2 separate regions of the Homo sapiens genome follow, and region 1 is linked to region 2. A link is a contact called in ENCODE POLR2A ChIA-PET data. All regions are on one chromosome and are shown on one strand. The core of a region is the stretch at or near the end of the contact, and the rest is flanking DNA. Distances in the headings are between cores, read along the strand shown. Region 1 has its middle 18 kb from the start of LINC01925. Region 2 holds the start of COLEC12 (collectin subfamily member 12).

Region 1 (5,833 bases), core at 864-3,363, 34 kb before region 2:
AGTGTGGATGTCCTTTCTGGTTGTTAGTTTTCCTTCTAACAGACAGGACCCTCAGCTGCAGATCTGTTGGAATACCCTGCCGTGTGAGGTGTCAGTGTGCCCCTGCTGGGGGGTGCCTCCCAGTTAGGCTGCTCAGGGGTCAGGGGTCAGGCACCCACTTGAGGAGGCAGTCTGCCCATTCTCAGATCTCCAGCTGCGTGCTGGGAGAACCACTGCTCTCTTCAAAGCTGTCAGACAGGGACACTTAAGTCTGCAGAGGTTACTGCTGTCTTTTTGTTTGTCTGTGCCCTGCCCCCAGAGGTGGAGCCTACAGAGGCAGGCAGGCCTCCTTGAGCTGTGGTGGGCTGCACCCAGTTGGAGCTTCCCAGCTGCTTTGTTTACCTAATCAAGCCTGGGCAATGGCGGGCGCCCCTCCCCCAGCCTCGTTGCCGCCTTGCAGTTTGATCTCAGACTGCTGTGCTAGCAATCAGCGAGACTCCGTGGGCGTGGGACCCTCCGAGCCAGGTGTGGGATATAGTCTCGTGGTGCGCCGTTTTTTAAGCCGGTCTGAAAAGCGCAATATTCGGGTGGGAGTGACCCGATTTTCCAGGTGCGTCCGTCACCCCTTTCTTTGACTCGGAAAGGGAACTCCCTGACCCCTTGCGCTTCCCGAGTGAGGCAATGCCTCGCCCTGCTTCGGCTCGTGCACGGTGCGCGCACCCACTGACCTGCGCCCACTGTCTGGCACTCCCTAGTGAGATGAACCGCGTACCTCAGATGGAAATGCAGAAATCACCGTCTTCTGCGTCGCTCACGCTGGGAGCTGTAGACCGGAGCTGTTCCTATTCGGCCATCTTGGCTCCTCCTCTGTTTGTTTGTTTTTTTGAGACAGAGTCTTGCTCTGTCACCCAGGCTGGAGTGCAGTGGTATGACCTCTGCTCACTGCAACCTCCACCCCCCAGGTTCAAGCAATTCTCCTGCCTCAGCCTCCCGAGTAGCTGGGATTACAGGCACATGCCACCATGCTTGGCTAATTTTTGTATTCTTAGTAGAGACGGGGTTTCACCATGTTGTCCAGGCTGGTCTCAAACTCTTGACCTTTTGATCCACCCCATGCCTCGGCCTCCCAAAGTGCTGGGATTACAGGTGTGAGCCACTGCACCCAGCCCTGTAACTAGGTTATTTATAGTAACTTCTCAAAATTACTTTTAGAAAGCTTGAGAGACAAGTTTCTTTCACTATAAATGAAAATTAAAACGTTTATAAGGTTGTTCCTAAGGAAGATGTTTAAAACTTTTTTCTAAAACATGAATAAAACGTCAGGGATTCTCAACCTGGGCAACATAGTGAGACCCTATCTCTACAAAAACTAAAAATGAAAATAAAAATTAGCCGGGAGTGGTGGCACATGCATGTAGTCCTAGCTACGCAGGAGGCTGAGGCGGGAGGATTGCTTGAGCTTGGGAGGTCGAGGCTGCAATGAGCCATGAAGGCACCACTGCACTCCAGCCTTGGCGACAGAGTGAGACTCTATCTTTTAAAATAACAAAAAACAGGCCAGGCATGGTGGCTCATGTCTGTAATCCCAGCACTTTGGGAGGCTGAGGTGGGTGGATCACCTGAGGTCAGGAGTTCGAGACCAGCCTGGCCAACATGGCAAAACCCTGTCTCTACTAAAAATTCAAAAATTAGCCGGACATGGTGGTGGGTACCTGTAATCCCAGCTACTCAGGAGGCTGAGGCAGGAGAATCACTTGAACCTGGGAGGCAAAGGTTGCAGTGAGCCAAGATTGCGCCATTGCACTCCAGCCTGGGCAACAAGAGTGAAACTTCGTCTCAAAAGGAAAAGAAAAAAAAAAAAAACAGGGAGTCATTTAAATTTCAGTTGGCCAATTATAAAATTTTTCTTCTAATTATTCGCTTTTGGACAATCTTTATGGATAAAAGAAAGTTATTAGGAATACTAAAGCTAATGGAACTAGTAATAGATAACATGCCTGGTGTATACATTAACAATCATTTAATGTTAATATTGTTAAGATTTTTATTAGTTATCTTTAAGTCTTTAGTAACAAGGAACTGAGTTGCCGGTAACTAATCTCATGACTGGATGGGACCCAAAACAAATAAAAGGTAAAAATAAGCAAGCCAACACAAGAGACGAAATGCTCTTGTATAATTCCCAGTAAGTCTCAACCTCAGGCTCTTCTAAAGCAGGAAAGAAGTTGAGTTACTTCCCTCTCACATAACCCTGTGTTCTTTTCTCAATTTTGGAAAATAAGTGGCTTCAATCATTCACTTTAAGTTAAATGTGCTCATCCCTTCAGTAAATGTTTATCTTGGACTCCAAGGAACAGATTGCTGAAGTAGGTGCCAGGTGAGCAGAGAGGGGACCAGCTTCATCCTTGCCTTTGGGCAGCTCATTCTCCAGGAGGGAAGACTGAAACGTACACTAGCACCTCATCCACCAGATTGCGAGCTTTAACCGAGATATAAGTGTCTTTTTTTTTTTTCTGAGAGAAGGTCTGGCTTTGTTACCCAGGCTGCAGTGCAGTGGCACGATTATAGCTCAGTGCAGCCTCAACCTCCCAAACTCAAACAATCCTCCCACCTCAGCCTCCTAAGTAGCTGGGACTACGGCATGTGCCACCACGCCCAGCTTGAATCTGTCTTAGGCCATCTTTGCCTAGCACATGACTAGCACAGTGGACATAACTCAGTGTTCAATAAACATTCCATAACTGACTAATTAAATAAATGCATGCTCATGAGTGGGGTACTAATCAGCTTCTCTTTTTCTCATAAATAAGAGCTCCCTTTAGACAGCACCAATCAAAATATTGAACAAACAGCTTTCCGGGGAAAAGGTGTTTTGGAGGAAACCATACAGGTCTATATGTCAGCCTACATCAATCTGATCTTCTATACTCCAACTTTTTCATATTGTCTTCAAATAGGAAAGGAGTCATAACTAATGACTTAGATGTTACTGAGGTTTTCTGTTAGTAACATAAAAAATCTGAGACAACCTTAATTCAACAACTCAGGATTGGCTACAGACAATACAGGGCACACCTACGGTGGAATCCTATGCACCTACTACAAATCCCATTATGGAAATAGATTTGTGGGTGTGGAAACATTTATGATATGTATAGCACTAAGTGGAAAAAACGCATGTTACAACCTAGGTCTCCTAACAGCTTTGAGTATCATTTGAATGCTATCACAATTGTGGATCTCAAGGAATCATGGACTCTGACAGATATTTCATGTCTTTGTTGGTGTTCCTGCCCTAGACTGCAACTGCTCGCTCTATCCTGAGTTTCAGGATGAGATTGATGATAAAACAGATGAAATACTTAGGCCCTAAAGACAGAGTACTAAATTTAAGAGGAGACTTTGGGTGAATGTATCCAGACTGGCCATGATGCTTCCAGGCTGAGCCAGGAAGCACCATCTGAGCAAATAGACTCTCCCAGAATCATTTTATGGCATTAACTTCACACTTAGGAGTTTATTACTTGAACCAGATCATTTCTGTTGCCATGCATAAATTTGTGTGTGCACCTTTGACCCTAAAATACAAGTGTGAGCATGCAATGGAAGACAGCAGTTGGCCCAAGACTCCAGAGTTCAAGCCCTGCCTCTGCCACTTAATAGACAGGTGGCCCAATGGAAGACACTCACTTTCTTAGCCTTATTGTTTGTATAAGTAATAATAGGAGTCATACATAGCCAGCTGGCCTAATGCCTAGGCTGAGTCCCATATGGGAAAGTGTGCTTCTACAGTGCAGACTTTATACATGTCTAAGGTGTTACTGTCATCAGATGGTGGTGGAGAATGTCTGGGTATTGGGAGCCCTGGTTTTAATTCCTACTTTAGTTGTATATCAACTGGAGACAATCACAAAAGCTCCTCAGGCCTGTTGACTCAATGGTCAAACGCAGAGATTTGCGTAGGGATTTGCTAGATATACTTCTGATATGAAAATTCTATTATGTTGGAAAATAATCTCTGATGTTTCACTCTTGTTTTTAGTTTTCTCATATAATAAAAGATTGAGTCTTGGATTTGGCTTTATGGAACTATATGTGAGCGTGCTTATGCAGAGGGGTTACTGGGGAGGAGGAGAGAGGAGAAGGGGAAATGGTCAAGAGGAAGGGGAGAGGAAATTGGAAAGAGGAAGAGGGATAAGATGTTACAACAGGCATTGTAGATTGGGAAAACAGACCACCTGGAACTGAAGGCCCCTGATTATGTGCTCTGAGGAAACAGGAGCCCAGGGACAGGGCGGATGTCGATGCTTTGACAAGCCCTGCTCTGGTCGTGAGTGAATCATCAGACTCACCTGCCTCCATCCCCAGCCCCACCCCACGCTGCTTCTGCTGTGCCAAGTATTCCTGATTTGGGTGTGGTCTTCTGCTTTCTCAACTTGTTTCTCTGAGAAAAATGACTTATCTAATTTAGGCACAATGACTTTGATAAGTGAAGAATTCCTTGGGAGTAATTACAGACAAATCCACATTAAACTATGGATAATTTTCTATTGAAATGGATTTCTTTCTACTGTTCTCAATTAAGATTCTGTCTTCTGGGACTCAGCTTCAAAGGTTGTATTTTTCTCCTTGTGGTTGCCAGAGACATTGTGTTACAATGACCATCTGGACACCAGAAGACCTGATTGCATCTAGCTCAGTCCTCCAGGCAAGACAGTAGGACAACAGAGATTGCATTATTTGGTCAAGGGAGGTCAGATATGTCAGGCAAGGCTAAAAATTTGACTTCTTAGCATTTTTTTGTTATTATTATTTTAATTGAGACAGAGTCTCGCTCTGTCACCCAAGCTAGAGTGCAGTGGTGCAGTCATTGCTCATGGCAACCTCAACCTCCTGGGCTCAAGCGATCCTCCCACCTCAGCCTCCTAAGAAGCTGGGACCACAGGTATGCACCACCATGCCCGGCTAGTTTTTGTATTTTTTTGTAGAGACAGGGTTTGCCATGTTGCCCATGCTGGTCTCGAAATCCTGGGCTCAAGCGATTCCCCTGCCTCGGTCTTCCAAAGTGCTAGGATTACAGGTGTGAGCCACTGCACCTGGCCTTATCAGCACTTCTTTTTGGTCTGAATCATTTTGGACAGTTAACTTAGTTCTCTGTTTCATCTTCTAAGACACATGTTCTGAGAAAAGAAATAAAGTCCCAAAATTAAATTTACAAAACATATCACTCTAGGGAGGTCCTTTCCATTTTTAAAAGGGAGAAAGCTGGAGATCCTGGAGGAATAGCTCCCAGGATTAAGTGCTGGGGAGGACCTTGCTTTTCAAGGGAGGATTTGGAAGTCCAGAGAGGTTGGGGGACTTGCCTACAGCCTTCGGTTTGCTCAAGGCCAAGCCAGCAAGCAGCATGACTCCCAGTATATTCTTTTTGTCTTAAATTTTTTTTTACCGTGAGAGACACATAAAATTTATTATCTTACCTTTTTTTTGTTTTGTTTTGTTTTTTGAGGCAGAATCTCACTCTGTCACCAGGCTGGAGTGCAGTGGTGTGATTTTTTGTTTGTTTGTTTTTGTTTTGAGACAGGGTCTTGCTCTGTCACCCAGACTAAAGTGCAGTGGCACAATCATAGCTCACTGCAGCCTCAAACCTCTGGGCTCAAGCAATTCTCCTGCCTCAGCCTCCCAAGTAGCTAGAGCTACTGGCGAGCAGCACTACATTCAGCTTTAACCTTTTTTAAGTGTACTGTTCAGTGGTATTAAATACACTCATGACGTGCAGCCATCACCGCAATCCATCGCCACAGCTCTTCATCTTGTAAAATTGCAACTCTGTGCCCATTAAACACTAACTCCACAC
Region 2 (5,607 bases), core at 14-2,513:
CATGCTCCAGGACCAGGACCCTGTAGTTTCATCAACTGCAGACAGTGCGGGGGAAAAAGCATTTCGGTCTTTTCATTTGTTCGTCATGTTCAAGGTGCCCCCTTATGTTAAAAAATTAAAAAAAAAAAAAAAGAAAGAAAAAAGAAATCTCCTGGAACGGAGAATCTATGAAATGTTTCAATATGTATTCATTTTGGGGCACTACCTTTTACTAGAGCAAAGAATCCCCTACTTAGAGGGAACCAATGGATTGGTTACACCGTGTTACCAAGTCCTCAGGAGGGCAAACTGAAAAGCTGCAAGCACTGCCCGGCCAGTGTTCGATTGCTTTTGGTGGACTAGTGCGTCTGAGTAGCCATCTGTAATGTCAACATGTGGCAGAAAGTTTCTCCGCACCTCCCTCGCCCCAGCTCCACTCACCACTTAGTGTATGTTTTAAAGCAATAAAGCGATGGGTCTGCTTAGAGGGGGTTCTAAAGAGAAAGATAAACACGGGCTTTATTAAGTATACAGCAGGGCAATGTGACGGGCGACCACGAAGGGAACTCAGGGAGCCTCTCAGCAGCCCGGCCTCCTTTCGTAACAAAACTGGAGTCAACCCGATCATTTTAGGGGCGCTGGGTGGAAGGCTGGCTTTTCCAGCCAAGGCAGGATGTGCTGGCTTTTTCTCTGGAGGTGTCCAAGAGCGCAGAGAGAGTGTCTAATGGTGACTTCGGATTCTGGCCACTCGGGCTCTCCCTGGGTGACAGAGAGAGTGTTCCCTGCTGCTTGGTCTCCTTCAGGCGTCAACCAGCGCACGCACTTGGAAACTCTGAACCCGGAGGACGTTCTGTACCTCTCCATGCCCCAGAGCCGTTTGGGGAAGGGCCCACCTTACCCCCCGCCACCCCCGGGGCACAGCAGCTCCCCATCCTCTCGCCCAACACTTGCTAGGTAGTTTGGGGTGTAGAAGCGACCCCAGCAGCAGCGGCACCTTAGGTGCTCGCCGAAGGTGAACGCTGGACCGCCCCGGGAAGGGCTTTGCTCCCGACTTCATCCCGACGCTGGTGCAACGGGAAAAAGAGAGAGCCCGCGCGAGTGGGGCCAGGGCGCGCAGGAGAGGGCGGGCGAGAAAGTGCCCGGCGAGGGCAGGCGCGGGCCGAGGGCGGGGCGGGCGCGGGAGGGCGCGAGAGGGGCGTGGGCGCGGCCGCTCGCTCGGCCGGGTCGGGCCAGGGGGAGGGGCGCTGGGAGAGCGAGAGCGGCGCGCGCGGCAGCCCCGAGGCAGCAGAGCGCGGAGCCGGGAGCGCGGGGAGCGCGGGCCGGCGGCGGCGAGGGAGGACGGGGGCGCAGACGGCCGGCGCGCGGCGCGGCTACCATGGGCGTGCGGTGAGCAGCCGCTCGGGACGACTTCCTCGGCTGCGCGGCGCTCGCGCGGAGCTCCCCGGCCGGCGGTGCGTCCCCACGGTCACCATGAAAGGTAGGGCGGCGGCAGCTCCGCGGGGCTCTGGGCGGGGGGAACGGGCTTCGGGGCGCGCGGGAGGCCACGGAGGTGCCTCCCGCGCGAACCTTCCCTTGGGCTGCGGGCCCGGGGAGTCGGGGCTGCCAGGGCGCCGGGTTCGTGCGCGGACACTGGGGGCGCACCCGGCTCCCGGGTCAGGCGCGGCTGGAGACCTCGAGGTTGGGGTTTTGAAGCGCGCAAGTATTCCCCTCCCCATCGCGTCTTTGCAAGTAGTTTGAAGCCCTAAGTCGTTGTTTACGGATTCCCGTTTCCAACTTTTTAATTGAAAAAACCTGCCGAGGAGAGTGGAGGCATCGCCATCCCTCCCGGTCGCTTTTCCACGCCGCAGCGCTCCCCACGCTCGCCCAGTCCTCTCTCCTCCCGCCTCTAGCCGTTTCCCGGCCCGAGCGGTCCCCGCGCTGGCGGCCGGGTGTTTTCTCCGGGACTGGGGATGTTCTCCGTGCGCCCTCGCCACATCTGGCAATGATTAGGTGCCCGAGGAGTTCAGCTGGCTCGGGAAGTGCATTTGGCATCTTTCTCCATCAGATTCACCGACTGGAAAATAGTTGCCCTCGGTTCCGCGTCCCTTCCACGTGCCCGCCTTGGGGTGTGCCCACTGGTGTTTTGGGGTGACACACCTCAGCTGGTTAGTCGCCCCCTGCGCGGTGTCCTCTGCAGGCCGGTTTATGGAAGTGTCAGATGTTATCGTACTTTAGAAAGAAGCACGAGAAGGACTGCAGGGCAGCCTTCTGTTTAGTGGAAACACGGAGATTTGTCAGCGGAATCCTGATTTATGTATGAGATAAGTAACCGCAGCGGAGGCATCAAAGAGTCGTTCAGGAATGGGCCCGCGTGGTGTTTACACAAGGCTTCGTGTGAGAGTTGCTGGTTCTGTGCTAGGATAACACAGCCCTGCGTGGGTGCGAAATGCCATCTGACCGCGGTCACCCCGCTTCCAGCCGCCACAGACCTGGCGATGCAATCGCTTTGACTTCTAGGGTTGCCGTCCGAGGGAGGCGCCCGGGAAGCCCCAAGGCGCTTGGAAAGTAACTTTTGGCTCTGGAAAGTTTTTTTTCTGAAGGGCAGCTCCCGCGGAACTAACCGGAGCGATGATATCCTACCAATTCACTCCCTTTCCAAGGGCGTTAGGTGTCCACGTCGGGAGACCTCGGGAAGGGAGGTGACTGATGGCCAGGTGAAAAGTGGTCTGCCCCAGGGAAAAAGAAACAAAAGACACGATACAACTGCCTACCTAGAGAATTTCAAAATGCAGTGGCTTGCTTTCCTTCTGTCTCCATCTCAGTTTCTCTTCCCTCATTTACATTCTAGGAAATACACACATTCCTTAGCTGGCTCTGATTGAGGAGACTCCCTAGAAAGGAAAGAATTTCACATGGCTAAAAGTTATCTGGGGCTCAGTTATCATTTTAGCCAGAAGTGAATCTTCTCTGCTGGTCATTAAGACCAGTGGTTTTTAAAACTTGGGAAGATTAACCACCTACCCACTCCATCAGCTCCCACGTGGGTTCTTAAACCCTGAAACTTTTGTTATGCTTTTTACTGGGTAAAGGACCGCTATTGCACTTGAGACACTTTTCCACTTTACATTTGCACTGGAAAACATACCCAGAAGTCCTAAACACATTTTTGGAGAGATTTATGCTGCATTCTGGACCAGATGGTGGCCTACCCGCTGTGGTCTAGCGCTGCCCAGAAGCCCCATACACTTTCCGCCCCAGTCGGGGAGGTTGATGGAGGGACGGACTGGTGAATCCCCGGGTAGACTAATCATTTTGAAGCCCTCTTTTAAAAACGAAAATATTCCAGCGGGGCGCGGTGGCTCACACCTGTAATCCCAGCACTTTGGGAGGCCGAGGTGGGCAAGATCACTCGAAGTCAGGAGTTCGAGACCAGCCTGGCCAACATTGTGAAATCCTGTCTTTACTAAAAATACAAAAAATTAGCTGGGCGTGGTGGCAGGCACCTGTAATCCCAGCTACTTGAGAGGCTGAGGCAGGAGAATCACTTGAACCCAGGAGATGGAGGTTGCAGTGAGCCGAGATCGAGCCATTGCACTCCAGCCTGGGTGACAAGAGCGAGACTCCGTCTAAAAAAAAAAAAAAGAAAAAAAATATTCCATGAGAGTTTTGCCTACCAATTATTACCACGTAATCTGTATTTATTACATTTGTCTGAGTGGTGGGGTGGGGACGGGAGGGGCAGTAATAATTTTTTAGTACCTACTAAGTGCCAGCCACTGTACTATATACACTACAAACACATTGCAATTAATCCTCTCAACAGCCCTGAGAGTAGACATTTCAATCCTAACAGTATAGGTATGAAAACTGAGTCTAGAAGAAATAGGAACTGGCAACTAGGAGGATAGAGTAGGCATCTAAAGACAAGCCTTGTCAGTTACCCCGTGTGGCTTGGAAGGCCCTAAGACACCAAATAGATAACCTCTGGTGAAGATGACTGGAAAAAAAAGTGAATCTGAGACAACTAACTAGCCAAGTAACCCACAATTGGTGCTGTATCCAGGAAGAGGTGGAGCCAACCAGTTGCATGTGAGGCTTTGGAAGCCTAGACAAAAACGGAAAGCTGCTTTTACCAAGTGGAATTGTTTTGACCATTTGCCATAGGGAACCAACTAAAGATTTTCCCCGGGTTCCTGATTACATCAAATAGTTGTTAACTCCCCGTGCTTCAGAAAGCCAACATGATAGAAAGCAACGACAAGCCTTGTAAATTCTTAGAATAAACGTGTTAATCTAAAACATTCTTGGCCAGGTGCAGTGGCTCATGCCTGTAATCCCAGCACTTTGGGAGGCTGAGGCAGGCGGATCACCATATAGTGAAACCAGCCTGGCCAACATGTAATGAAACCCTGTCTCTACTAAAAAATACAAAAATTATCTGGGCCTGGTGGCGCATGCCTGTAGTCCCAGCTACTTGGGAAGCTGAGGCAGGAGAATAGCTTGAACCCGGGAGGTGGAGGTTGCAATGAGCCGAGATCGTGCCACTGCACTTCAGCGCAGGTGACAGAAGCAAGACTCTCTCAAACACACACACACACACACACACACACACACACACACACCCCATTCTTTAGCCAAATTGAAAATCAGTGGACACCATAGAAGTTAAAGAAGTTCATTTGCAAAAGCAAATATTCCTGTGCAAGTCAGATGCCTTTTTAGGGTACCAACGTGACTTTCTAATTCTGATATTTAAACCTGGATATGGCCTTTGTAGTGACCAGGCTCTTGGAGTGTAATCCTGCATCTGCCAGTCAGTCACAGCGCCACCTATCTGTTGCATTCAGCAAACATCCATTTCCTCCATCCCTGGAGTCACAAGTACCAAAATAATGACATCATTATATATTACCCAGAAGAAAATGACTTTCCCCGTTGCTGCAGTACTTGAAGTCTTCCAAACTGATTAAAACATGAAGTTTGTTTTAATTTATTTCCAATTTCATTTTCAATTAGCTGTACTACACCATCAATCTCATGGCTTTTTGGATACATATTCACATTCTTGACGAAGGAATCTGACTCCTCTAGAGTTACGTGTGTCGTTAACTAAATCACATTCTTGGTTCTTAAAGTTGGGGATATTGGTTAGTTTCAGTGCAGCAGCACTTGTTGCCTAAGAGACAACCAAAAACAGCTGCCACCACCCGGGACCACAGAGGTCCAAACCAGTGTTATAATTTAACACAGAGAGGAGGCTGGTGCCATGAAAACACAGTGTTCAGCTGCTTATTTTTGTACTTTTGTGCATAAATATTTCTGAAATACAGTTTGGCAATAATATATTTAAAATGCACTAGTAAGCAGTATACTTCTCCCAAAGTTTTTTGGGACTCACAGTCTTTTTGCTTTTTCAGTGTCTCTCTGAGATTTCTTGTTCTTAACTGGGATAAGCAAACAAGCCTATAAAGGCAATTGCATTTAACATTGAAAGAGTCATATTTTCTAAAGGAAAATGGAAACAAAATGAGGCCTTTTTCCCTTCACTGATTGGTAATAGGGGCTGCCCTTCTCTGGGAGGCAAATTTACAATCTAATTATACTTTTGACTTTTCATTAGTTTGGGAATGCTTGACATTCTTAATCTGA

Evidence for each region. ChIA-PET counts read pairs that join two places held with the same protein, here RNA polymerase II (POLR2A).
Region 1: POLR2A ChIA-PET joins it to region 2 with 10 read pairs in H1. The contact joins the enhancer-like site here to the promoter of COLEC12 in region 2. POLR2A ChIA-PET finds 5 or more read pairs at or near these places in 5 of 52 experiments (BJ, GM12878, H1 and 2 more).

Annotation. Positions count from the first base shown.
Region 1 is chr18:530,716-536,548 of GRCh38, reverse strand. No RefSeq gene overlaps it. Among named protein-coding and RNA genes, the nearest start is that of LINC01925, 18 kb to the right of the region's middle. RefSeq lists an enhancer at 1-608. Within about 2 kb of position 2,113, at least 2 of the 41 ENCODE cell types and tissues checked have a DNase peak (open chromatin) inside an H3K27ac peak, as active enhancers do.
Region 2 is chr18:496,357-501,963 of GRCh38, reverse strand. COLEC12 (collectin subfamily member 12) reads left to right here and starts at 1,263. Exons shown (of 10, transcript NM_130386.3): 1 at 1,263-1,456. The coding sequence starts at 1,450.